Regions from separate parts of the Homo sapiens genome. Here region 1 is linked to region 2. A link is a loop called in an ENCODE intact Hi-C map of the cell type or tissue named here. Cell type or tissue: CD4-positive, alpha-beta T cell. All regions are shown on one strand. Links, peaks and the distances in the headings refer to the core of each region. The heading gives the core; the rest is flanking DNA.

Region 1 (10,260 bases), core at 2,028-10,027, 730 kb after region 2:
ATCTTGACTGTGGGCAGAGGGCAGTGGAAAGCTAGCCCTGGCTCTGAGGGGTGCTGTGGGATTGATTCCCTAGGTCAGGAGGAGGCCAGGTGGTGTGGCGTCTGGACAGGGGAAGGGGCTAGCCAGGCCTGCTGGGCGGCCCTCTTATTTCCCATCTGGACTCTGCTGTTCCCTCGATTCTGGGACTGGTGAGACTAGTTAGTGGGGGCAGGCCAGGCCAGGCAGGAGGAGGAAGGGGATGTGTGCGGCATCCTCTGGGCTCCCCGCTCTGCTTTGGGATTGCTTAGTGTTGAGGTGACCACCAGGAACATCAGAGCGTTCATCCTCAAGTGTATCTGCTGATGCATAAGGTGTATCAGGCATCGTGCCAGGCACAGCTGTGACCCAAACAGTCCCTGCCCCCACAGAGGGCCCTCCCCACAGGGCCAACCTGGCTGTGGGGAGACAGCAGGGTCTACACAAATCAGCAAGTGTCCTGTCAGGCCAGGGAGAAAAATAAAGCCAGGAATGCGGAACTGACTAGGGGGAGGGACAGGGCATTTGGGGGTGCTGGGCGAAGGAGCAGCCTCCCTGAGGGGGCATCTTGGGAGCAGCCTCCCTGAGGGAGATGACGGAGCCGGCCAAGGGGCGGTCAGAGGAGTACCCGGGGCAGAGGGAGCTGCAGGGCTGAGGCCAAGAGGCCAGAGCATGCCAGGGGCACCTGAGGCCCAGCCAGGAGGCCCCTGTGGCCGGAATAGAGAGTGAGTGAGAGGTGCTATCAGAAGAGGGGTGAGGGCCAGGCTCCCAGGGCCTCGAGGTCCCGGGTGGGGACTCCAGGTTTCCTTCTAGAAAGGCCGGCCCACCCGTCCTTCCCCAGGACACTGGCCCGCTCCTCCTTGTGCCTCCTCTCTACCACCCACAGAGCCCAGGTCTCAGCCTCCCTGAGACTGAGCGCCTTTCTGGGCAGTGGCGGGGTCATTCATTTCCAGTGCCCCTCCCAGGTGGCCCCACAGGGCCAGGCATGCATCTGGCCCTCAGCTGCCCTGTGTGGGGTCTGGGCCAGGCCCCTCATCCCAGTGCTGCACTATAAGTCTCAGGGTAGTCCTGGCAGGGCGATGCCATTTTAATGGTGGGGAAATAGAGGTGCAGTTGCCCGCAGCTGGTGGAGGGCATTTTGGGGGACAGTGGCAGGTAGGTAAGAGCTTTGGGCAAGGAGGCTTGCTTGTGAGGGGTAGTCAAGGGGCTTTGGGGACAGACACCACACGAGCGTCTTTGGGGACAGGCCTGGCTTACTGGGGCCTTTCCTTCTGTCCCCAGGGGACCGCTGAGAACCCAGGTATCAACCAGCGGGCCCTGCAGCTGCTCTTCTCCGAGGTGCAGGAGAAGGCGTCTGACTGGGAGTACACCATCACCGTCAGCGCTGCGGAGATCTACAATGAGGTCCTCAGGTGGGAGCCCCAGGGTGTGCGGAGCAGGCCTCAGGGGCAGCTTTGGGGTCCTCCGGGGTGGTGCTGGAACGAGGTCCTCAGGTGGGACCCCCAGTATGTGGGGAGCAGGCCTCAGGGGCAGCTTTGGGATCCTCAGGGGTGGTGCTGGAGCAATGGGGGATAGGAAGTGGGGTCTTCCTGAAGGGAGTGTAGGGACCAGATGAGGCCGTCAAGGTGAAGGGAGTGTAGGGACCAGATGAGGCCGTCAAGGGACCTGGCTGCAAGTCCTGACTCAGCCCAGTGGGTTGGATGGTTCTGGGGGGAGGAGGGGCTCTCTCTGAGACCCAGGCAATCCTTGCCCCTACCTGTGGGCTACACCAGGTGGCCATGGGTGAGAGTGGGCAGCTAGGGGCCCTGCCAACAGGGGCTCATTGTATTGTGGAGTGAGATCTCCACGTCTTCAGCTGAATGCGGTGGAGGAGCTGGAGGAGGAGAGATGCACTCAGCTGATGGCTGGAGAAGGCTTCCTGGGTTGGGGGAACATTCCTGGCTGGGGGGCTGGGTGCAGTGCAAACAGCAGCTGGAAATGGGAGGAGGGGGTGACTGTCTCACCTGCCCCTCCAGGGACCTGCTAGGGAAAGAGCCTCAGGAAAAACTGGAGATCCGGCTGTGCCCAGACGGCAGTGGGCAGCTGTATGTACCAGGGCTGACTGAGTTCCAAGTGCAGAGCGTGGACGACATCAACAAGGTGTGGAGGCGGGAGCCCCTGACCACAGCCACACTGCTCTAGAGGACACAACTGGGTTTGAATGTAGGCTCTGCTGTGTCCTAAGCACGCACCCTTGGGCAAGTCCGCACGCCTCTCTGAGCCTCAGTTTCCTCATCTAAACTGCGGAGGGTGGTGCCACTCCTCATGGGTGCTTGGGGCCAGGTGACTCTGAGGACCCCATTCTCAACGCTGTGCCTCTGCCCTCCTCCCAATCCCCCAGGTGTTTGAGTTTGGCCACACTAATCGCACGACCGAGTTCACCAACCTGAACGAGCACAGCTCCCGCTCGCACGCGCTGCTCATCGTGACGGTGCGAGGCGTGGACTGCAGCACAGGCCTCCGCACCACGGGTGAGAGTGGCAGGCAGCCTGGCCTGAGGATCCCCACAACCCCAAGGGGCAGGGCAGGCCTGATCTGGTGGGTGCCTTCCCTGCAGGGAAGCTGAACCTGGTGGACTTGGCTGGCTCGGAGCGCGTGGGCAAGTCGGGGGCCGAGGGCAGCCGCCTGCGGGAGGCGCAGCACATCAACAAGTCGCTGTCGGCTCTGGGGGACGTCATTGCTGCCCTGCGCTCCCGCCAGGGCCACGTGCCCTTCCGCAACTCCAAGCTCACCTACCTGCTGCAGGATTCGCTTAGTGGTGACAGCAAGACCCTCATGGTGGTACAGGTGAGGACCTTGGGTTAGGGCGGGCCAGTCCCTAGCATGTAGGGGCTACGCTAGCAGTGAGACCCAGTCACCCCAGGCTGTGCAAATGGACCTCCCCGCCCCTAGACCTGGCCACACACACCCTGTGTAACTCCCAGTCCCTCCTCTCCACCTTTGACCACAGCACCTCTGCCATGTTGCCTGCCCTCCCACCCCATCCCTCAGGCCTCTCCAGGAAGCCTTCTGACGGCCCCAGCTGTGAGCTCCCTCTCGTGACCCTGTTGCCCCTCCAGCTGGCCCGGGTGGGCAGTGAGCTCTCGTGTCCCCTAGGTGTCCCCCGTGGAGAAGAACACTAGCGAGACGCTCTATTCCCTCAAGTTTGCTGAGAGGGTGCGCTCTGTGGAGCTGGGGCCTGGGCTACGCAGGGCAGAGCTTGGGTCCTGGTCAAGCCAGGAGCATCTAGAGGTACGGGGACTGTCACAGGCCTGGCTCAGGTGGCCCTGGGTCAGAGACTTTGGGTCATGGCAGGAGCAGGGAGCTGGGCGGGGACGTCCTGAAGCAGTGGGGGCAGGGAAGCTGCCGGAGTTGGGTGGAGCTACGGCTGGAACCCACAGCCAGCAGCCTCTTCAGTACAGGTATTTCTTCTTGGCCTCGGAGGTTCCTGTGGGGTGACGAGCTGGCCGTGGGGGTGGCACATAGTAGATGCTCAGTGGTAACTAGTTGACTTCTTTACATGAATTATCTCATTTAATTCTTGCCATAACTGAGGCTGGGGCACAAACATCATGCCCATTTTGCAGATGAGGAAACTGGGTGTTAGGAGGCAGGGCAGGGGAGTAGAGAGAAGCACAGCAGGGTGGGGAGCCAGGGCAGCCGTGGCCCCCGCCCATCCGCCCTTCCCTGCTCACAGTGGGAGCCGGCTTGTCAGACGCCACAGCCCTCGGCACGGGCCCACTCAGCCCCCAGCTCTGGGACCAGTAGCCGCCCTGGATCCATCCGGAGGAAGCTGCAGCCCTCGGGTGAGCCTGGAGTGGCAGTGTGGGTGGGGAGTCTCCCCAGGGTAATAGTCACCAGGCTGCCCTTACCTGGATGGGCTTTCTCTTTTCTTTCCTTTTTAAAAAGTTCTTACACCTTCTCCAGAACCTGTTTTACAACCTCCCCTGCCCCCAGGCAGTAGTCAGGGCAGACAGTGCTGTGTCCGTTCTGCAGGTGGGAAATGGAAGGTCTGTGGGAAGGGGGCAGTGTAAGGAGACCCCAGCCTCTCAGCCGGGGGTGCTGACTCTACCCTGGGACCCTGCTCTCTGAGCATGGGCTGGCTGAGCCTGTGCAGTAAGCCCCCTCCAGAGCAGCCCCTGCAGCCCCCTCCCTGTGCCTCAGCTGCCCCGGGGGTAGAAAGGGCCGGGCTTGCCTACCTCCTAGGTGAGGAGTGAGCCCCGCCACAGGACCGGGACCCAGGGCTCCAGCCCCTGTTTAGCCCAGATCATGGGAGGGCCTGGCCCATCCTTGAGTCCAAAGGGGTAGCAGCAGCAGGGTCTTGTGGGGTACTGGCCCAAGGCAAGCCCACCAGTGAGACGCCTGTCACTTTGATTTCAGCCTGACGGCTGGGGCTGCAGAGTCTCTAGGTGAGTGTGGGGCCTGTGGCCCAGGGCTGCCCGCCTGCCTGCCCGCAGTGGGTTGCAGGGCTGCGCTGGGACGTTCTGCTGTTCAGAGCTGGGTCTAGCCCCTGCTGTCGCTTGTCTATGTGCTTTTGCTGGGTTCCCTCCTGCTCTCGGTGGCAACTGCTGTGGGCTGCCGGTGGGCAAGTGGACAAGAGGCTGATGATCTCATGCCCCTGCAGGGAAGTCGCGGCCACTGCCTGTGTGACGGATGTGACCCCGCTGGGCCTGAAGCTGGGCCCTCACTGGCCTGTCCCTGCTGCAGCGCCAGGACCCCCGGAGGTAGAGGCGAGAGTGGAGGCTCTTCTTCTGCCCCGTCTCCCCTCAAAGATGAGAAACATGTTCAGAAGGAAACGGTGTCTCTCGGCTGTGGCTCTGAGTGCAAATTGCATGGGCGGAAAGGCGGGGGTGGCTGCTCTTCCTGGCAGGCCTGGGCCATCAGCGAACTGGGCCCCGTGAGGAGGGCGGGAGTGTGGAGGAGGGTGGGCCTCTCACCCAGGCTTTCTCGGCCCCTCTCCTCAGCTTGCAGAGCTGGCCAGCCCCCTCCTTAGGGGGTGGGCGAGGAGCCTCTGGGCAGACCCAAGAACCATGGGGACTGGGGTGGGTTGGTGGCACCAATGGCAGCCCTCCCCGCCCCTCTCCTTCAAGGAGGGTTCCCGCAGCTGGGGGGTGTGCGGAGGCGCATGGCCTCCCGCCACGGGGCCGTGCTGTGTTTATGGCTGGCAGAGGCAGCCAGCGGGTGGGGGATTCTGCTGCTCGCTCACCTGCCTGGCTCGCTGGTCTCTCGAATTTTCTTCCCTCTGAAATCCTATTTAAGAACTTTTGGAAGCTTAGCCATTTTTACTTATTAAAATAAAAGAAGCCTTTTTACACAAGTATGGTCTGAAAAAGTTGGTCTGTGAGCCCCTCTTGGTCTGATTAGGGGGACGGGGCACTGGCAGGTCTTGTGGACTCCCCCGCTGGCTGGTCACCCCACAGCCCTCTGGGATCTGTCCTCTAGGTCAGTTAGGGACATGCGTCCTTAACAAACAACTGGGGGGAGCCTGCGCTGTCCCACCCTGGGTCACTTTCTCTGTTGTTTGTGGTCACAGTCGCCTCATGCGGTACCTACCATGTGCCCACGATAACTGACCTCCCAACAGGGGCATTCCTCCATGTTACTGATGGGAAGGAAACTAAGGCTGGAGAGAGCTTCAAAGGCTATCAAAGCCTTGCCCAAACCATGCTGGGCTTCCAGGTTACTGCTGGGCACCACCCACTGCCCACTCTTTGCCCTGGCCTTTTCCCTCTTCAGTGAACTGGCCAGAGGTCCACGCCACCTTCCTCCAGTGCCGAGGACCCTGACCACCCCGGGGCGGGGCTGTACCTGGTCCCTGCCTTGGGAGCAGGAGGGGGCCCACCTGTCGCAGTGCCCACGGAGCAGGGAGCCCTTTCCCGCCAGCCAGTGCTGGGGACTCCAGCAGGGAGTGACAGCTGATCGGAGCCCTGCTCAGAGGAAGGGGCAGGTGCCCTTCTAGTCCTGCCCCTGGAGGCATCCTGGGGGTGTCCATAAGACAGCTTGAGTGTAGCTGAGGTGGGGAGGAACGGGCTGGTGGGGGCCACCCCTAACCTCAACACCCAGTGGTGGAAGGGTGGTTGCCGCCTCCCCTTCCTTCCCAGTCTGCACTGGCTGAACTGGTGCTGTCCCAGAGGCCTGATTCTCTGCTGCCCCCTGCTGGCCACATGGCCCAGAGCCCCACCCCCGGGCTTGGAGGGGGTGTGGCCTCATCTCAAACCATGGGGCAGGCACTCCTGGGCCCGGGGAGCCCTGTGGCCAGCAGAAAACATTCCCCACAAGGAAACCTGGGAATAGTTACAAATTTAATAAAATTTGCCTTATAAATTACAGCAGCAGCCCCAGGGCTCAGTTCGCTGCCCCAAGAAGCAACAGTTGGGCAAAGCTGGGCAGCTATTGCTGGAGAGAGTTGTCTCAAGAGTTCAGGGCTGTAGAGGTGGCCAGGGACCAGCATCACCTCCTCCAGGACGGCCACAGGACAGCAGCAGGGGCCAGGCAGAGGCTCATGGGCCAGTGGGTGCACAAGGAACAGGAGTGGGGGCTGAGGCCAGGCCCTGTGGGCTGCCGAGCGCCCCTGCCCACTGCTTTCCTCAGTCCAGACTGGCCATGAGCAGGTGCAGCTCGCGGAAGGTACTGCCATGGCGGCCGCTCAGGCCTGACTTGCTCTTGACCAGGCCGCTGATGCTCTTAAGCTGCTTGTAGCAGAGCCGGCACTTATGCAGCCTGTAGAGAGGGCAGTGCCTGAGGGGCTAGCTGGCACCACCACCACCCACACCCAACCCCAGGGCCTTTGCTGTCCTAACTGCTCCAGCCCTTCCTCCCAAGGGAAGGCGGAGGCCCAGAGGGGAACCACCCAGGCCCTGCCAGGGATTGTGGGCACAGCCAGGCCATGGAGGAACCCAGCTCTGGCTAAGCCCACCCACACCCTGAGCCATGGCCCCAGACCAACGCCTCCTCTGTACTCTGTCCCAGCAGGACTGTCAGTAAGAGGGGCCCAGGCCTCCAGGCCTTTGTCCCCTCACCTGTTGTGGCACCCCTGCCCCCAACACATGCGCTGCCCTCACCTCTCCTCCCTGCTGATATCCACACCCACAGAGGGTGGGGCCGCCAGCATGTCTGTGATGAGGGGCAGAAACCGCTGCAGGATCAGCTTCAGGGAGGTGCAGCCCGTCTGGACGTAGCTTTAGGGGGAGATGGATGAAGTCACAGATGGACCAAGGGCCACAGACAGAAAGAGAAACAGCAAGGAACAAAGGAGGAGAGGGGCAGAAACAGACACAGACACACCCACACATACACCCACACACGCCTGTTTCCACTCCCACCTCCGGACTGTTGAGGGGCAGCAATGCTTCACAGCCAGCTCACAGGAACACCCAGGCTCTTGGGGGTCCTTCCCATGGTTCTGGAGGAGGCTTCTTACCTCTCCCCTCCCCCTGCTTCAGGCAGGCATGGCTTCCCCACACGCACCTCTCATACTTGCTCTGCAGAAGCTTCTCAATCTGTGGCAGGACGGTGGTGCACAGGTCCAGCTTCCACAGGGAGCTAGGAGAGGCCAGGACATGCTGCCATCAGCCCAGCCCTGCCCCTCCGCCCACTCCCCCTCTGCAGCCACTTACGCTTTCTGGTTGACGATGTTCAGGAGGTCCACCACCACCGACAGGTCGTTGATGGCCACAGCGGAGTCCACCGACGTCTGTGCAAACAGAGCACCGTCAGGGGTGGGGCAGTGGGGGACAGTGTGGCCCTGTGAGGGTGAGGGTGGGGGTACGAACGTGAATGTGGGTGTGCTGATGGGGCTGTGGGTATTCAGCACTGCACCTAACGCAATGAGTGTAAGGCCAGGCATGTAAACAGATGCTCACTAAACGGCAGTCTGTGATGATGATGATGATGGCGGAAACAGATGGTGTGACGTCAGGGATGGCCTATCCCACACTGTCCCCCATGGGTGGCCTCTTCTTGTTCTGCCCCAAGCCCGGGCAGGCAGGTGGCAGGGGCAGGGGGGCGAGATGAGGCCCTGTGCAAGGGTGGGCACTTGCCTTGATGTCGCCCATGGTCCACACAGCCCGCACAGTGTCCAGGTTCTTGTGGCGGCTGGTGAGCACCACACACATGGTGTCGTGGCCTTTGCGGATCTGTGACATGGCATCCTCGTCCACCAGCTCGGCCTGCTGGGGGATCTTCACGGCCTGCGTGGGATGGACACCCAGATGCTGGCATGGGAGGAGCCAGCAGCAAAGCTCTGCCCTCCACCCACAGACCTCCACCCATGCCTCGAGCTGGGCTCCTACTCACGGGCAGGAAGTCGGAGGCCTTCAGCCCGATGGGCTCGTTCCGGGTGGCAGGGATGATGGCAGGCTCAGCCTTGGGTGCAGGTGTGGAAGCAACCACTGGGGGCCGGGGCAGGACCTCCAGCTGAAAGTGTGAAACTCAGCGGTTGCCGGCCTGGGGCCTCCCTCTCTGCCTCCCGAGGCACCCCCAACCCTGGGTCAGGACCTTCTCTAGGCCCCACACCATGCTCCCTCCATGGACATACATTTGGCACCGGGAACTGCACATCCATGGCAGGGCTGGGCTTTGCTGCCTCCTTTGCTGTGGCTGCGTCTGGAGGCAAAAGGAAAAGATGACTGGGTCCGGCCAGAAGGGCCTGGCAAGAAGGGCAGGGCTCAGGGCGGGACTCTGGGCAGCATCTGCAATGGGGGGATGGAGCAGGAGCATGGGGGAGGCTGCAGGCCAGTGGCGTGGGGGTTCCAGAGGACCTGGGGCAGGCCTGGACCTGCCTCCTCCCTCTCCCCCAACTCAACCTTAGGTCTGCCTGTGGGTGGGACCCAGGGGGCTCTAGGATGTGGCCATCCTGTCCCTTCACTGGCATGTATGTGGAGGGGGCTGGGATGACTGGCAAGATGGAAGTGGAGGCTCCTAGGAAAGCCAGGACTGACGGCAAGGACGGTCCCTGAGGGGAGGGCAGGGGTACTCTACAGGACAGGTGGCCCCATGCCTGCCCGTTCTCCAACCACAGTGCAGATCATTTTTCTCCCTTCTTAATCCAAACCCCCAGCTGAGGCCTTGTGGGCCTGACCTCTTGCTGGGACTCGCCCCAGCTCACCTCCTCTCAGCTCCCTTCCTGCCAGAAGCACTTCTCTCTCTCTCTTCTCACTGGCCCCCAGGCCTTGACAGGCATTGGGCCTCCTGAGAGCCTCCCGATCATCCCGTCTACAGCAGACCCCATCTAAGGTGGGCCCCCAGTGACTCCTCTCCATCCTCCACAGCCCGAGTGCCCCTGGCAGGCCCCCCAGTGTGGTGGTGTCCATGTTTGTCCCCCACACACCAGGGCACAGGCTCCTACGGGGGCACTATCGGTCTTGCAGGGACCTGGCACATAACAGGCAGAGGGCAGAGACCCAGCGGGAGAGGGTGTGGGTCGTGTCCTGAGAGGGGAGGGTCCTGGGAAGGGGCTTGTTGGGAGGGTTCACAGGAAGAGAAGATGAGGGACGGGGGGGCATCAGAGACCTTGGGAAACCAGGCTCACCCAACTCACCGTCCTCTGGGGGTGCAGGGAAGGGCTCACTTCTCCGGGGTGGCGTCCGACCTGCAGAGGAAAGAGGCCCCTGGCTGTGAGCGCTCCTGGCCAGGCCACCTGGGACCCAGGGCCCTGTCCAGAGTGCGGGGGACGGAGGGTAGCTCCCAGGCATGCGGCTGCAGACTGTGGACCCTGCTCCTGGTCCCAGGAACCCTCAGTCCTGCCCCTCCCAGCCCACTTGTCCCTGGCAGGGCAGGGACTGGGACACTGAGCAGCTGCTGGGCCGCTGCTGGGGAGTGCCCAGGCCCCCCTCTCAGTTCCATCAGAGCACAGCCTGGCAAGGCCCAGGGAACGTGAGGACAGGATACGGAGCCCAGGTGTGGGTTAGGAGGAAGTTAAAGGGATGCGGAGCCACAGCAGGCTACCCTGGAAGGACCCCCAGCCTCCCTTTCACCGATGGGGACGCTGGGCTGGGGGCGGGAGCCCGGCCTCACTGATGCTGTTCTTGGGCTGGAAGATCTCGTTGTAGTCCTCGGCGTTCTGGATCTCCGCGCGGGACTCGCGCTCGTCCCGGTCATCCTCGCTGCTGGGGCTGCGGCGCTCGCTCTCTGAGTTCTGCTTCACCCTGGGAGCGTGAGGCCAAGCCCAACGGAAGCAGGTGCCCTGTGAGGCCCAGGGCTGGAACTCCGAGGCTTCCCCTGTGACAG
Region 2 (14,004 bases), core at 6,005-14,004:
GAGCACTCATTTTCTCTCTTAATACCCTCTTTACAAATGAGGCAAATAAAGCACAGGGAGGTTTGGTAACCTGCCTAACATCACACAGCTAGTGGGCACAGAGCCAGGAACCACACCCAGGCAGTTTGGTGCTAACTCCACACTCTGGTGGCCACTCGTCACGGTCAGCTGAGTGTCCATATGAGGGGCCCATGGGCACCATCGCCTTAGAAACACTCGGGAGGTCCGTGCTGCCTGTCTCCCTGAAAATGCGGTAGACAAATGGAGTGACTTGGGCTGGAGGTCACATGCTTGGAAGTGGCGGGGCCAGAACCTAGGTCTGTCTGGCTCATGTTAGTCCCTCTGCTATACTACCTCCCCCACTGGCTGCCCCCACGGAGGCAGGGGACAGTGACAACGCCTGCCATAGTGAGCAGGAGATAAAATCCCTGCCAGGTCTTGGCCCAGATAACGACCATCCATTCTTGTGGCTGCTTTTCTAAAACAAAAAACGAAAAAAATGCTGCCTCCATGTGGTGTGACAGGAGTGGACAGGAAGGTGCCTTTTAATGCAACCTGCCTTTTACCAAGCAGAGGATCCTGAGAACCGGGGTCCCACACACCCTGGGCCCCGCAACTCCGGGGCTGCAGCTCAGAGGGCTCAGGGGCCAGAGGCAGCTTCGCAGCAGCAGTTGGGAACCCAGAGGTATGGTAGGGTCTCCTCCACGACTCCAGGATTCCCCTCTGCCTGTCCCCCACACCGTGGGCCTGTGTGCTGGGGCTGGCATCAGCACTGTTGGCGTCGGCCTCCCACACTGTGGGACCAGTGTGTTGAGGCACCGGCTGGCTGCTCTGAGATTTTACTTGGCCAACCCCCTCCTCCAGGGCCCATTTGCCTGCATAGCTCATCCTCATTTGCAGCATGGAGGACAAAGAAAATCCCCTGGTGAGCCTGCCCTGATCTCCGGCTGTCCCTTCCCACCAGCCTGGGCCAGCTCCCGACCACTTCCCTCCCATCCCACCTCCTGGGCTCCCATTCACTCCCCACTGCCGGAACCCTAGCCTCTCCTTCCAGCTCCAGAGCCCTTTGTGCTTGGAGATGGCATTCCCGGAGGATCTGAGCACATGTACATTGGCTGCCCTGAAGTCTCCCCTCTCGTCCTTGAAGTGGCGCGTGACCGAGGGACCAGCACACAGGCCCAGATTCTCACACTGATCCTCGCGTTGCTCCCACTGGGGGACGAGCCAAAGGGCAGCCCCGCCTCCGTGTCACCCCTGCATCCAGACCACTTGGCTGGTGCTGTCACGGGGCTTGGAGGCTGACCCAAAACCAGGTCAGGCCCAGGCAAGGACAGAGACTCGGGAGCTGCTTCCACCTTACCAGGAGGAAGGGTCTGAATTGGTTCAGCATGTCGGGATGGCCAGTGGGGCCCCAGAACCCAGCAGGGTTCCCTTGTGTCTGCTGTCAGGCATTTTCCCAGACCCGGAAATCAATGGTCACTGTGGGACTCAGAGGGGAGAAACGACTGGCCGAGTGAGCAACATCATCACCCGGAGGAATAAAAACAAAGGGCGCTTTCAGTTTCCACGGAGAACCTGGCATCAACTAAGGAGGACAGGGTTGTCCTGGCAACAGCTGTCATGGAAACAGGAGCTATTTTAGAGTCAACCTGCCTTTCATTGGAGGAAAATGCTGATTCAGATGACAACATCCCTCACTCTCTTTTCCATTCTCACTCCCCCTAGAGGCCCCGTCTCTTCCCTGCTGCTCGCAGAAGCAGGGCCAGTTCATCTCCCACCCCAGCATCTCTCTGTTAGGCAGGGGGCACACAGAAGGGCTGTGACCCTCCTCTGGGACCTGGCCAGGTGGGGTGAGGGGCTGCCAGCTGTCAGTCCCACATCTTGGGGGTCTGAGCCTTGACCTACCTTCCAGTCTGTGTCTGCAGCCAAGAGGAAGGCATCGGAGCTCTCCTAGGGGAAGGCAAACAGAGGGGGTGGCAAGTTAGGCCCTGGCTGGTCTGGGGAGCCCGTGGGGCCTTAGCAGACTCAATTTCTGTCCCCTAGTCTGTCTTTTCTCTTTTCTTTTCTTTTTTTTTTTTTTTAGAGACAGGGTCTCACTCTATCACCCAGGCTGGAGTGCAGTGGTGCAATCACAGCTCACTGTATCCTCCAACTCCTGGGTTCAAATGATCCTCCTGTCTTGGCCTCCTAAAGCGCTGGGATTACAGGCATGAAACACCGCACCCAGCCCACCAGTCTGTCTCAATGTTAACAAAAGTGACCAAGGGCTCACCGAAGTGCCAGGCATTGGCTACCAAGTACTTGGTGGAGGAGCGTGTGAGCGTCCTCATTAAGGAGGTGTGGATTCCATCTTACAGGCCACAAGGGTGAGGCTCAGAGAGGCTGTCACAGGGCTAGAAAGTGCTGGAATGTCCCACTGCAAATCCTTGCTGTTGGTCACTTTGCCCTTCTGCTCCCATAGATGTTTTTCATGGTCTGACCATCAGGCCACAAGGGTGGAAGGAAGGGAGGGAAGGGGGGAGGTGGGCGTGACTAACATGCCCACTTGTAGGGATGGGGAAGCTGAGGCCCACACAGTGAGGGGGAAAGAGGGACCTTTTCCAATCCACACAAAGTTACAGTGGCAGCTGCTCCCACCTCTCCAGACCTGGTCGCTTTGTGCCTCAGATCACTGGAGCTTACTTCACAGTGAACCGTTTGAGTCTGGCTAGTGCGTGTTCTACCCACCGGACCGCGGGCACCACGAGGGCGGGACCACATCTAGCTGTGCTCTCAGTATGATGCTGGCATGGAAGGGGCTCCCCAGACACAAACAGATCTGGATGAACAATCAGGCTTCACCGATGAGGGGAGAGAGGCTCAAAATGCACCCACAGGTTACGAGGCTGCACAGATGGCTGGGGAGGAGCGGGGGCTGGAACCCCGCGTCTGAGTTGCCAGGCTCTCCCTGAGGCCGAGGGGCCCACAGACACTCTGCGGGGGCCTGGCTCTGGCTGTGCGACTCACCCACTCTGGGTCCCCGTCTCCCCATCTGTACAACAAGACAGCTGGCCAGCTCAGACTCGGGCCACTTTCAGGCCTGGTGAGGGAAACTAATCAGGGACCAGCACACGTCCAGGTAAAGGAGAACTCACAGGTTCTGCCTTGCCTTCCCCTGCGTCTGCCTAGAAACCTCTCTGCCCCGCTCTGCGAGGCTGTGAACTCCCGGGCAGCTCACTCAGCCTCCGAGCCTCAGTGTTGTGAGGATTAGAGGAGAAGCTCAGTGTTGCCCATCGTTCTGCCCTTTGTATCCCAGCACTGGACTGTGCCTGCTACAGATCCTCCTAAGGAATAAATACATGGATTGGCCAGGCATGGTGGCTCATGCCTGTAATCCCAGCACTTTGGGAAGCTGAGGCGGGCAGATCACCTGAGGCCAGGAGTTCGAGACCAGCCTGGCCAACGTGTCAAAACCGTGTCTCTACTAAAAATACAAAAATTAGCTGGGTGTGGTGGCACATGCCTGTAATCCCAGCTGCTAGGGAGGCTGAGGCAGGAGAATCACTTGAACCTGGGAGGCAGAGGTTGCAGTGAGCTGAGACTGCACTACTGCACTCCAGCTTGCGTGATAGAGTGAGACTCTGTCTCAAAAACAAACAAACAAACAAAAACAAACCACGGATGACTGAGACAGTCACATGAGAAATAGGGTGCCACAGGAGGATGAGGGAAGCAGTCAGCTAGGTAAGTACAAGGAGGAAAATGACCCCAAATCACAGGAGTGGAAAGCAGAAGAATGAAACCAGTATTTCTGCCATTTTTCCCAAAATAAGGAAGAGTTCAGCCACCTGCATTCCAGCAGGCCAGGTGGTGGAGAAAAATCAGAGGGCACTAGGGGTTCCCATGCCCAAAGGGGAAAGCCAGGCTTTGGGCTGCCTGCGACTGTCACATAGAGAATGGCCACACCCACTTGGGCTTCTTCTGCAGATTCGTTCCAGGCCTGTGGTGGCTCTGCAGGGAGGAGGGAAGGAGAGGAGGGAAAGGATGGGGCTGGAGGGGGAGGACAAGGGCCTGGGGCTGATCATGAATCTCTCACTCAAAGACCTTGCACAAGCGGGCTGAGGAGAAGGAAGGGGAGATGTCTATACTCGGGACCTTAAGAGGGCAATTATCTCAGAGAAGGACAGAGGCGGCAGTTTTGTTACAAGCAAAAGCTAACAAAAAAGAAGGCCGGGCGTGGTCACTCACACCTGCAATTCCTGCACTTTGGAAGGCCGAGGCAAGAGGATCACTTGAGCCCAGGAGGTCCAGGCTGCAGTGAGCTAAGATTGTGGCACTACACTCCAGACTGGGTGACAGGGCGAGACTGTCTGTCTGTCTCTCACACACACACACACACACACACACACACACACACACACACACACACACACACACACACACACGGTGGAGCAGATAATGGCAGGGTGTGCTGTATGCTCTCTGGGTCTGGGGGCCCCAGGAGATGAAGGGTGTGGGAGGGGAAGGACTCAAAAGCCAAGAAAATGCAGGAAGAATAGAAGCCCATGCAGAGGCCCCTGAAGTCCCGTGGGAACAGGGTGAGCACGAGGAGGAGAACAGGTGGCAGTGCGGGCCCAGCTGAGGGAGGCAGAGGAGTGGTGTGTGGGAGGCAGGATGGGGACATAGGAGCAGAGGAACCCAGACAGGCCAGGCACTGGAGTCTCCAAAGGCAAAAGCCAGGCTCCAGCAGTGGGCGGGCAGGCTGTGAGTAGATGTGTGGAAATCCTCACTTCCCACTGGACTGAAAGAATTTGCACCTGGCAAATGGCAGAACATTTAAAAAGTGAACAGGGTGCCAGGTGAAGTGGCTCACGATTGTAATCCCAGCTACTTGGGAGGCTGAGGTGGGAGAAATGCCTGAGGCCAGGAGTTCGAGACCAGCCTGGGCAACATAGAAAGATCCCATGTCTCTACAAAATAGAAAAATGAGACAGGCATGGTGGTGCATGCCTGTAGTCCCAGCTACTCAGGAGGCTGAAGTAGGAGGATCACTTGAGCCCTCTCTAACCTCCCTGAAGGAGGAGGCTGTTATGGTCACACCCCTTGCACTCTAGCCTGGGTGCCAGAGCCAGACTTATCTCTAAACAAAAAATAAATAAAAAGTGAAAAGGATGGGGCTGGGCACAGTGGATCATGCCTGTAATCCCAGCACTTTGGGAGGCCAAGGCGAGCCAATCACCTGAGGTTGGGAGTTTGAGGCCAGCCTGACCAACATGGAGAAACTCCATCTCTACTAAAAATACAAAATTAGCCGGGTGTGGTGGCTCATGCCTGTAATCCCAGCTACTTGGGAGGCTGAGGCAGGAGAATCACTTGAATTGGGGAGGCGGAGGTTGTGGTGAGCTGAGATCGCGCCATTGCATTCCAGCCTGGGCAACAAAAGCAAAACTCTGTCTTAAATAAAATGAAAAAAAAAAAAGTGAAAAGGATGGATGCTTTCAGCACTGCAGCTGGAAAAGGAGAATCGTCTGTGAGCGCCACAGCCTGAGAGAGCCAGACTAGCTCTTGAAGACAGAGAGAGGGGGTAGGACTGCATGGGGTGCCACGCTGCAGCATCCAGGAGGCTGTGTCGGGTGTGGGGTGGGGCTTTATTTATTTAGAGACAGAGTCTTACTCTGTCTCCCAGGCTGGAGTGCACTGGTGAGATCTGGGCTCACTGCCACCTCCACCTCCCGGGTTGAAGTGATTCTCCTGCCTCAGCCTCCCGAGTAGCTGGGATTATAGGAGCTCACCACCACATCTGGCTAATTTTGTATTTTTAGTAGAGACAGGGTTTCACCATGTTGGTCAGGCTGGTCTCGAACTCCTGACCTCAAGTGATCCGCTCGCCTCGGCCTCCCAAAGTGCTGGGATTATAGGTGTGAGCCACCATGCCCGGCCGGCTTTTATTTTGTTTTTGAGACAGAGCCTCGCTCTGTCGCCCAGGCTGGAGTGTAGTGGTGTAATCTTGGCTCACTGCAACCTCCACCTCCCAGGTTCAAGTGATTCTCCTGCTTCAGCCTCCCGAATAGCTGGGAGTACAGGCATGCGCCACCATGCCCAGCTAATTTTTATAATTTTAGTAGAGATGGGGTTTCGCCATGTTGGCCAGGCTGGTCTTGAACTCCGGATCTCAGGTGACCCGCCCACCTTGGGCTCCCAAAGTGCTGGGATTACAGGCGTGAGCCAACATGTCTGGCGGGAATGGGGCTTTTGAGGTGCCTTTGGAAAAAGCAGATGTGCCCAGGCCCACAGCATGGGGCCTGTGCTGACTCATGAAAGAGGGAAGAAGCCTCCACAGGATCTGAAACGGAGACCCTCATGCAGGGGTGAGGATGTTATAGTGGCAAACTCTGGTCCTCGTGATGGGTAGATAGAGACACCACCTGCAGTAGGGCCAGGGTGCCCAGAGGGCATGAGGAGGCAGGAGTGTGCCCACTGAGTCAGGGAGGGAGGGGCAGTGAGGGCTGGGCCAGGGTAGGCAGAGAAGGGTGCCCAGCTGAGGTGGGCAGTGGAAGAGACAGGCATGGAAGTTACCAGGCCAAGATGCCCTAGTTCTCCCCATTGTACTGGGGGGCCCTGCTGGACCACAGAGGCACACTCCATACCAGCAGGCAGCACCTCCGTGCGGCTGTCCCGCAACCTGCACACTTCAGCACTTGCGATGGGATGCAGGGGTCCCCAAGGGCCACCATCTGCCCTATCAAAACCTCACAGGAGAACTCTGCTTTCATGCCTCAAAAGACAGGCTGGTAGGCAGGCACAGAGGCTCAGGCCTGTAATCCCAGCACTTAGGAAGGCTGAGGTAGGAGGATCACTTGCACCCAGAAGTTCAAGACCAGTCTGGGCAACAGAGCAAGACTGATCTCTACAAAATGGAAAAATTAGCCAGTTGTGGTGGCACATGCCTAAGATCCTCGCTACTCGGGAGGCTGAGGCAGGAGGATCACTTGAGCCCAGGAAGTTGAGGCTGCAGTGGGCTATGATGGCACTACTGCACTCCAGCCTGGGTGACAGAGTGAGACCCTGCTTCAGAAGAAAAGAAAAAAAAAGAAAGAAAGAAGGAAAAGACAGAAAGAAAGACACAGGCAGGAGTGGGGAGTAGGGGGGCACTTTTTAGAAAGTTCTGAGAAACTTCTTCCTTCTGAGCTGTATCACCATCTGTGGCTTCCACCCAGCCCATGTTTTTACTGAGAGCTATGTGTGCTGTGTGAGGCACTGGGGAGACCTGGGGGTGCAAAACAGAACAGATCTCTGTCCTGGGAACCTGCGGGGCGGGGCAGACACAAACCAGGCTAAGTGACACGGCCAGGGCCAGAGCATGTTGGGGTTTCAATATTAGACCCAGGGGTTAGAGAGGGACTCTCTGAGGAGGGAGCATTTGAGCAGAGGCCTGAATAAAACAAGGAGTGGAGCCAGCCCTGCAAATTTCTGGGCTAGTGTATCCCAAGCAGATGTACTAGGAATATGATGGGCATGTTCAAGGAGGCTAGAGAGAAGTAAGCTGGGAACAGGCGGGGGAGCTGGTGCAGATTGCATCCTGGGTCCCATGTCTGACTGAGATGGCTCGTTAAGCAGAGAAGTGACATGGCTTATTTTTTATTTATTTATGTTTTGAGACAGTCTTGCTCTGTTGCCCAGGCTGGAGTGCGGCGGTGCAGTCTTGGGGTTGAACCTCCCGGGTTCAAGCGATTCTGCCTCCTGAGTAGCTGGGATTACAGGCGCCCACTACCACGCCCGGGCTAATTTTTGTATTTTTAGTAGAGACAGGGTTTCACCATGTTGGCCAGGCTGGTCTCAAACTGCTGACCTCAGGTGATCTGCCCACCTCGGCCTCCCAAAGTGCTGGGATTATAGGTGTGAGCCACCATGCCCAGCTCATGGCTTATTTTAAAAGGGTACAGAGCGAAGGCAGAAGCAAAAAGACCAGCAAGGAGGCTTCTGCAAGCATCCTGGGGTAGCAGCTGATGGAGGCTCAGACCAGGGAGCAAGTAAACTTAGAATAAAGGGCTTGAAAAATGTGCAGTCACCACCCCACCAGGGCAGCTTATCCGTGGCTGCCCTCGGATAAGCCAGGCCTTATCAGTTAACTCAAGGTTCTGTCTGGAAGATAACACTGTACTCTTCCTGGGGGCAGGACTGCAACCTCATGTGGTTGGATCCCTGGATCCCTGGCTGGCTGCACAGTTCCAATCCTGGCTGCTCAGTAGCTCCTGGGCTCCCCTCCTGGTGATGGGAGGCTGGGGAGGCAGGGCAGGGCAGACTACAGTGCCCTGCAGATTTGAGGGGCTGGGCTCCTGGCCTCCCCATCTGTAAAAGAAGGGGGTCCGGGCAGCATAACTTGCAGGGACCCCAGCCCTGATGCCTCAGAATCCAACAAGCAGGGAACCCACACTTTTTGAAAGTGGTTTGTGTCACAGTCACCAGTATGACGGCACTGGGAGGGAGGGAAAGGGAAGGTGGACAGGGTGTTGTCACAACAAAAAAGGGTGGCATGAAAGTCACTCTGGCCTCTAATGCCTTGTCCCTTGACGGAGGGGTCTTTGGGACAAAATCATAACCTGTGATGCCTCTGTCCCACTGCCCCGGGTGGCACTGTTGGTTAGACTTGCCCAGGTGCCGCAGAGGCTTGGGAGGCAGATAAGGAAAAGAGCGCACAGACGGAGGAGCAGCATGCCCTGCTGGAGCCAGCACTTGGGGCTCCTGGGCTGTCCAGAAACAGGGGTTGATATGGCCTCATTCCCCACTAGCTGTGTGACCTTGGCCAACTGGGTTCACCTCTCTGTGCCTCGGTTTTCTCGTCATTAAAGCCGGGATAACTCTCCTGTGGCGCCTTTAGCCTCAAAGACGGCTGAAGCCACCGTGAGGCTGGCTGGGTCTGGGTGGCACTCAGGCCTGCCGGAACTCCCCCCACAGGCAGGGACAGGGCTTCTCGGTGTGGCTGGCCCTAGGGAGGGTCGGCTGCAGGAAAGGCACGCGGTCTCCCTCTTGGCCACGAGGTGGCGCGCTCGGCCCTAAGACCTCAAAGGCGCGACTCCAACTCACCAGCTCGGTGGCGTCCTGGCCCCGGAGCAGCGGCTTCTCCTCAGGGAATCGCAGCTCCTGCAGCCCGGCCATGGTCACGTCGTGGAGCAGGAGGCCTAGGGAGGGAGGGCGAGGTTGAGGCCTGCTGCGGCGGGGACGCCCGGGCGGAGAAGGACAGCGCAAGTCGGGGCTGGGGCGGGAGCGCGGAAACCAGATGCACTGTCCCCCTGGCCCCCAAGCGCAGCCCACTCAGGCACTTAGGGCCCCCAGGCCTCCGTCTGCAAGACCCGCCTGTCTGGCTTGGGGGATACCATTATAGTATTTGTTTTTCCGTTTTTCTTTTTTTTTTTTTTACACGGAGTCTCACTCTGTCACCCAGGCTGGAGTGCAGTGGCGTAATCTTGGCTCGCTGCAACCTTCGCCTCCTGAGTTCAAGTGATTCTCCTTCCTCAGCCTCCCAAGTAGCTGGGATTACAGGTGCACACCACCACCTTGCTAATTTTTGTGTTTTTTAGTAAAGACGGGGTTTCACCATGGTGGTCAGCCTGGTCTCAAACTCCTGACCTCAAGTGATCCACCCGTCTTGGTCTCCCAAAGTGTTGAGATTTCAGGTGTGAGCCACCATGCCCAGCCTATTATTTGCTCTTAAAAATTAAAACGTTTCCAAATAAAACAGAAAAGCAACGTCATGATTCCTAAAACAATTACATGCAACATTCTGCCTTTATTGAGAAACAGAAGGGCACGTGCAGGGAGGCCAAACACAGGGTCAGACGCAGACAGAAGTCCCCTGCCGAGGGCCTCTGGTGTCTGAAGGGGACAGTGGGGTTCTGGAGGATAGAGAGACTGGAGAGGAACAGAGCTGAGAGCTCCCCAGAGGGCTCCCAGGACAAGCCTCTGTGAAGATGGGCCAGGGAGGGGTGGGTGGGAGTAGAGGCCCTGGTGGTGTGGCAGGCCGAGTGATGTTGAAAGAGGGGGTGCAGGTCTCAGTTCAGGCCACCAACAGGGAGGGGTGATACACAGGGGCTGCTCAGCTGCCAGAGGGTGGGCCCGGGCCCTAATTGCTGGGAAACCCCAGGGGTTTCTGAACCTCAGAGGAAGAATGGGTCATACATGCAGGCGTGTGTGTGTGTGTGTGTGTGTGTGTGTGTGTGTGTGTGTGTGTGTGTGTAGGAGCCAGTGGTGAGGGAAGGAAGACAGAGGGTCCCAGGACCCCACAATTCCTCTAGGAATGGCACCACCATCCCTCAACTTCAGGATGGCAGAGGTCAGAATGCACCAAGAGAAAAACTAGCCAAGGACATAATCTAGAAATTCATAAAAGAATTTAAATTGGCCAGTACATACATGGAAAAATATTCAAGCTCACTAGAAGTCAAAGAAATTTAAATTAAGATACTTTTTTTTTTTTTGGCCAGGCACAGTGGCTCATGCCTATAATCCCAGCATTTTGAGAGGCTGAGGCCGGAGGAGTGCTTGAGCCCAGAGGTTCAGGACCAACCTGGACAACATAGCAAGGCCCCATCTCTACGAAAAAAATAAAGTAGCTGGGTGTGGTGGTGAGAGCCTGTGGTCCCAGCTACTCAGGAGGCTGAGGTGGGAGGATCACTTGAGACCAGGAGTTCAAGGCTACAGGGAGCTATGATTGCACCACTGCACTCCAGCCTGAGTGACAGAGCAAGACCGTGTCTCAAATGAATGAATGAATGGATAGCTCTTTCTTTTTTTGCCAATGGCATTGGCAAAGTTTACACCGCTAGCGAAGGTGCACTGAAACAGGCACCTTCTTATATGGCTTGTAAGTATATAAATGGACATATCTTTCTGGAGGGCAGTTTTACAAATGAATTAAAACTATTTAAAAGGTTCATACTCTCAGACTCAGCAATCCTCTCCCGTGGAGAAATTGCCTAAGGAAACCAGAGATGGCAACAAATAATTTATCTATAAGAATTCTTACCACAGTGCCATTTATAACACAGAAAAAAATTGGAAGAAAATGTCCATCAATAGGGTACAAGATAAACTGTGTGTCAATAATAAAATATTATTTAATATAATGGGAAAATTCCTGTTACAATAAATGAAAAAGCAGGCCTGGGTCCCTGTGCACGTGCCATGCTGGAGTCCCGGCTCCCAGTGGTTTCCGAGGAAACCAGCTAACACAATGCAGATGGGCTGTATTTTTAGAAAGGCATCCTCAAGGCTCTCCCGCTCCCATTTCCATCCTTTCAGATGTGTGCACACTCACCCATCCATCCAGGGTGTGGGGGCTGGGAGAGCTGAAAGAGGGGTCCCCTCCTTGGAAAACTCTTCCGCATCAGGACATTTTAGCCACCTGCCTTCCTGAACACCCATCTCAATTAAACCCCTTAGTAGCCCTGGGGTATCCCTGTAGCCCCCCTCCCCCGGCCTGTTATGAAACCACCCTGGACACCATCCTCCCCAAGGCCCATGCTATTAAAAGGGCTGAGAGTGGGCAGTGCAGGGACAGATGGCCTGTGACGGAGGTGGTGGCGGGGAAGGGGGCAGAGAGAGACCTCATCATCCAGAGAACCGGGAATGTCTCAGCCCATGAAAAACAGACAGTCCAGGGCTTGGCTGGAGTTGTGGGGCTCCACAAGAAAGACGCCAGAGCAGACATTTCCACAGCACGGTGGCAGAGAAGTTTCTTCTAAAGAAAGTTATGGGCCGGGCGTGGTGGCTCATGCCTGTAATCTCAGCACTTTGGGAGGCCAAGGCAGGTGGATCACGAGGTCAGGAGTTAAGAGACCAGTCTGGCTAACCTGGTGAAACCCCGTCTCTACTAAAAATACAAAAAAATTAGCTGGGCATGGTGGTGGGTGCCTGTAGTCCCAGCTACTCGGGAGGCTGAGGCAGGAGAATGGCGTGAACCTGGGAGGCAGAGCTTGCAGTGAGCCGAGATTGCGCCACTGTACTCCAGCCTGGGGACAAAGCGAGACTCCATCAAAAAAAAAAAAAAAAAAAGTAAGTTATGATTTTTTTTAAGAAGCTGTGTGATAAGTTATAAGAAAATGAGAGTCCTACTAATGAAGCCTGGCTAAGGTCTCCAAGGAGTTAAGTAGCACAGAGGTGGGCGAACGCCAGGGTCTATGAAGTGGCCAGCAATGGCTCTTTCCCTTCCATCATGCTTTTCCACTTCTTGATCTCTTATTCCCTAAAGGGACAGGAGCCGCCCTGCCCAGCTCCTGGTGCAGACAAGAGCTCTCCCAGGAGACGCGTGTGCAGGGACCTGGGCCTGGGCAGACAGAAGCTGTACACACCAAATGGGCCTGGGATAAATCCAAATGCTTCTACTTCTCAGGGGTAAGGCCTGGAGCCACTGCAACCAGGCTGGCATTTCTCCTCTATCATTCAACAGCTTGCTTTATTTTGAGCAAATCACTCAAAGCCTCACTTATTTGCAATATGAGAGCATGTTGCCCACCTCAGAGAAGTCTGAGGTACAATAGAAACAATAAATATATAAATTTTTTTTTAGACGGATTCTTACTCTGTCGCCCAGGCTGGAGTGCAGTGGCGCGATCTCAGCTCACTGCAGCCTCTGCCTCCTGGGTTCAAGTGATTCTCCTGCTTCATCCTCCCAAGTAGTTGGGATTACAGGCACCTGCCACCACGCCTGGCTAATTTTTTTTGTATTTTTAGTAGAAATGAGGTTTTACCATGTTGGTCAGGTTGGTCTTGAACTCTTGACCTCAGGTGATCCACCTGCCTTAGCCTCCCAAAGTGTAAAAATGACCTTTTTTGTTTGTTCAGAGACAGGGTCTTGGTCAAAACAAACCCTGGCTCTGCTCTAAGCAAACTCTAGGCTGGAGTGCAGTGGCACAATCATGGCTCACAGCAGCCTCGAACTCCTGGACTCAAGTGATCCTCCCACCTCAGCCTCCCAAGTAGCTGGGACCACAGGTGTGTGCCACCAGAGCCCGACTATTTTTTCTTTTCATTTTTTGTAGAGATGGGGTCTTACTATGTTGGCCAGGCTGGTCGCAAACTCCTGGGCTCAAGCAATCCTCCTACCTCAGCCTCCCAAAGCACTGGGATTACTGGCGTAAGCCACCATGCCCAGCCTAAAATGCCTTTTAAATGAAAGATTTTTGTACATATTTGAATGGAACAAAAATCACATAGGTGATCAGTGTGTTCCTTGCCTTTCCCTGCCGATTTAAGATAACTTTGGAGTTTTTTGTGTTTTTCCTCTTGTTTCTGTTAGAGGATAGATTCATAGCTGCACGCAGAGGGGCTAAGCTGATGTACATAGGGGAGGGATGGTACAGGGGATGAGGGAGAGGAAACAGCCCCTTTGGCTGGGGGACAGAGACATGTAAGAGGCCCCTCAAGGGCAAAAGAGCACCGGGGAGTGTGGAAATGGGCTCCTGCGCTGTGTTAGTGGCATGGATTCCTTAAGAGGAATTGCATTTCAGTTTAATTACTTCTGGTTGCTGATTTGTGTTTTTTCTCCTTTTCTCCTTCTTCTTTTTTTTTTAAAGGCAAACAGGAGCACTCAGCTCCCACCATGCAGCCAGCAGGCCCCTCCCACTATGCTTCTGTAACTGTGATTCCATGCTGAGACCCCGGCCAGGCGAACCCTCTGATTATTAGGGTTAAAAATAGAAGCCATGACTGTGATCATTCCTGGAACTATCCCATAAATGCTTAAATTGATCAGTAGTAGTTATACATCCTACAGAAAAAAGCAATTGCTGAATCGGGAGAACAAATTCAGCAGTGGTAGGAGATGGTGGGGGTGTTTGAAAATACACTGGGGGGCTGGGCACGGTGGCTCACACCTGTAATCCCAGCACTTTGGGAGGCCAAGGCAGGTGGATCACTTGAAGCCAGGAGTTCGAGACCAGCCTGGCCAACATGGCGAAACCCTGTCTCTACTAAAAATTCAAAAATTAGCTGAGCTCACGTGATGGCGGGTGCCTGTAATCCAACTAC

What was found. Hi-C counts contacts between places; a loop is a spot of excess contacts. Peaks named below come from ENCODE experiments on the same cell type or tissue, not always from the same donor. Only the 100,000 strongest peaks of a DNase experiment are listed, where the experiment ranks them.
Region 1: a loop joins it to region 2, with 16 times the contacts of the local background. A loop is called at or near these places in 2 of 110 quality-filtered maps.

Annotation. Positions count from the first base shown.
Region 1 is chr16:57,753,307-57,763,566 of GRCh38, reverse strand. KATNB1 (katanin regulatory subunit B1) reads right to left here. Exons shown (of 20, transcript NM_005886.3): 12 at 10,048-10,178; 13 at 9,572-9,622; 14 at 8,570-8,637; 15 at 8,329-8,448; 16 at 8,073-8,222; 17 at 7,650-7,726; 18 at 7,501-7,575; 19 at 7,095-7,211; 20 at 6,323-6,753. The coding sequence ends at 6,621. It overlaps KIFC3 (kinesin family member C3), which reads left to right. Exons shown (of 20, transcript NM_001130100.2): 13 at 1,297-1,427; 14 at 2,031-2,154; 15 at 2,396-2,525; 16 at 2,612-2,841; 17 at 3,151-3,285; 18 at 3,731-3,839; 19 at 4,414-4,442; 20 at 4,658-5,350. The coding sequence ends at 4,418. Among named protein-coding and RNA genes, the nearest start is that of MIR6772, 14 kb to the left of the region's middle. RefSeq lists a silencer at 6,108-6,257 and enhancers at 6,056-6,350, 5,939-6,578. In CD4-positive, alpha-beta T cell, for the core only: CTCF peaks have their summits at 6,007 and 6,210 (motif pointing left); a DNase peak (open chromatin) is centred at 6,176.
Region 2 is chr16:58,482,910-58,496,913 of GRCh38, reverse strand. It overlaps a transcript of NDRG4 not described here and the pseudogene RNU6-103P. Among named protein-coding and RNA genes, the nearest start is that of NDRG4, 10 kb to the left of the region's middle. RefSeq lists enhancers at 172-727, 728-1,283, 8,923-9,082 and silencers at 3,895-4,189, 8,992-9,343. In CD4-positive, alpha-beta T cell, for the core only: CTCF peaks have their summits at 8,814 and 9,016 (motif pointing right); a DNase peak (open chromatin) is centred at 9,023; H3K27me3 peaks cover 223 bases.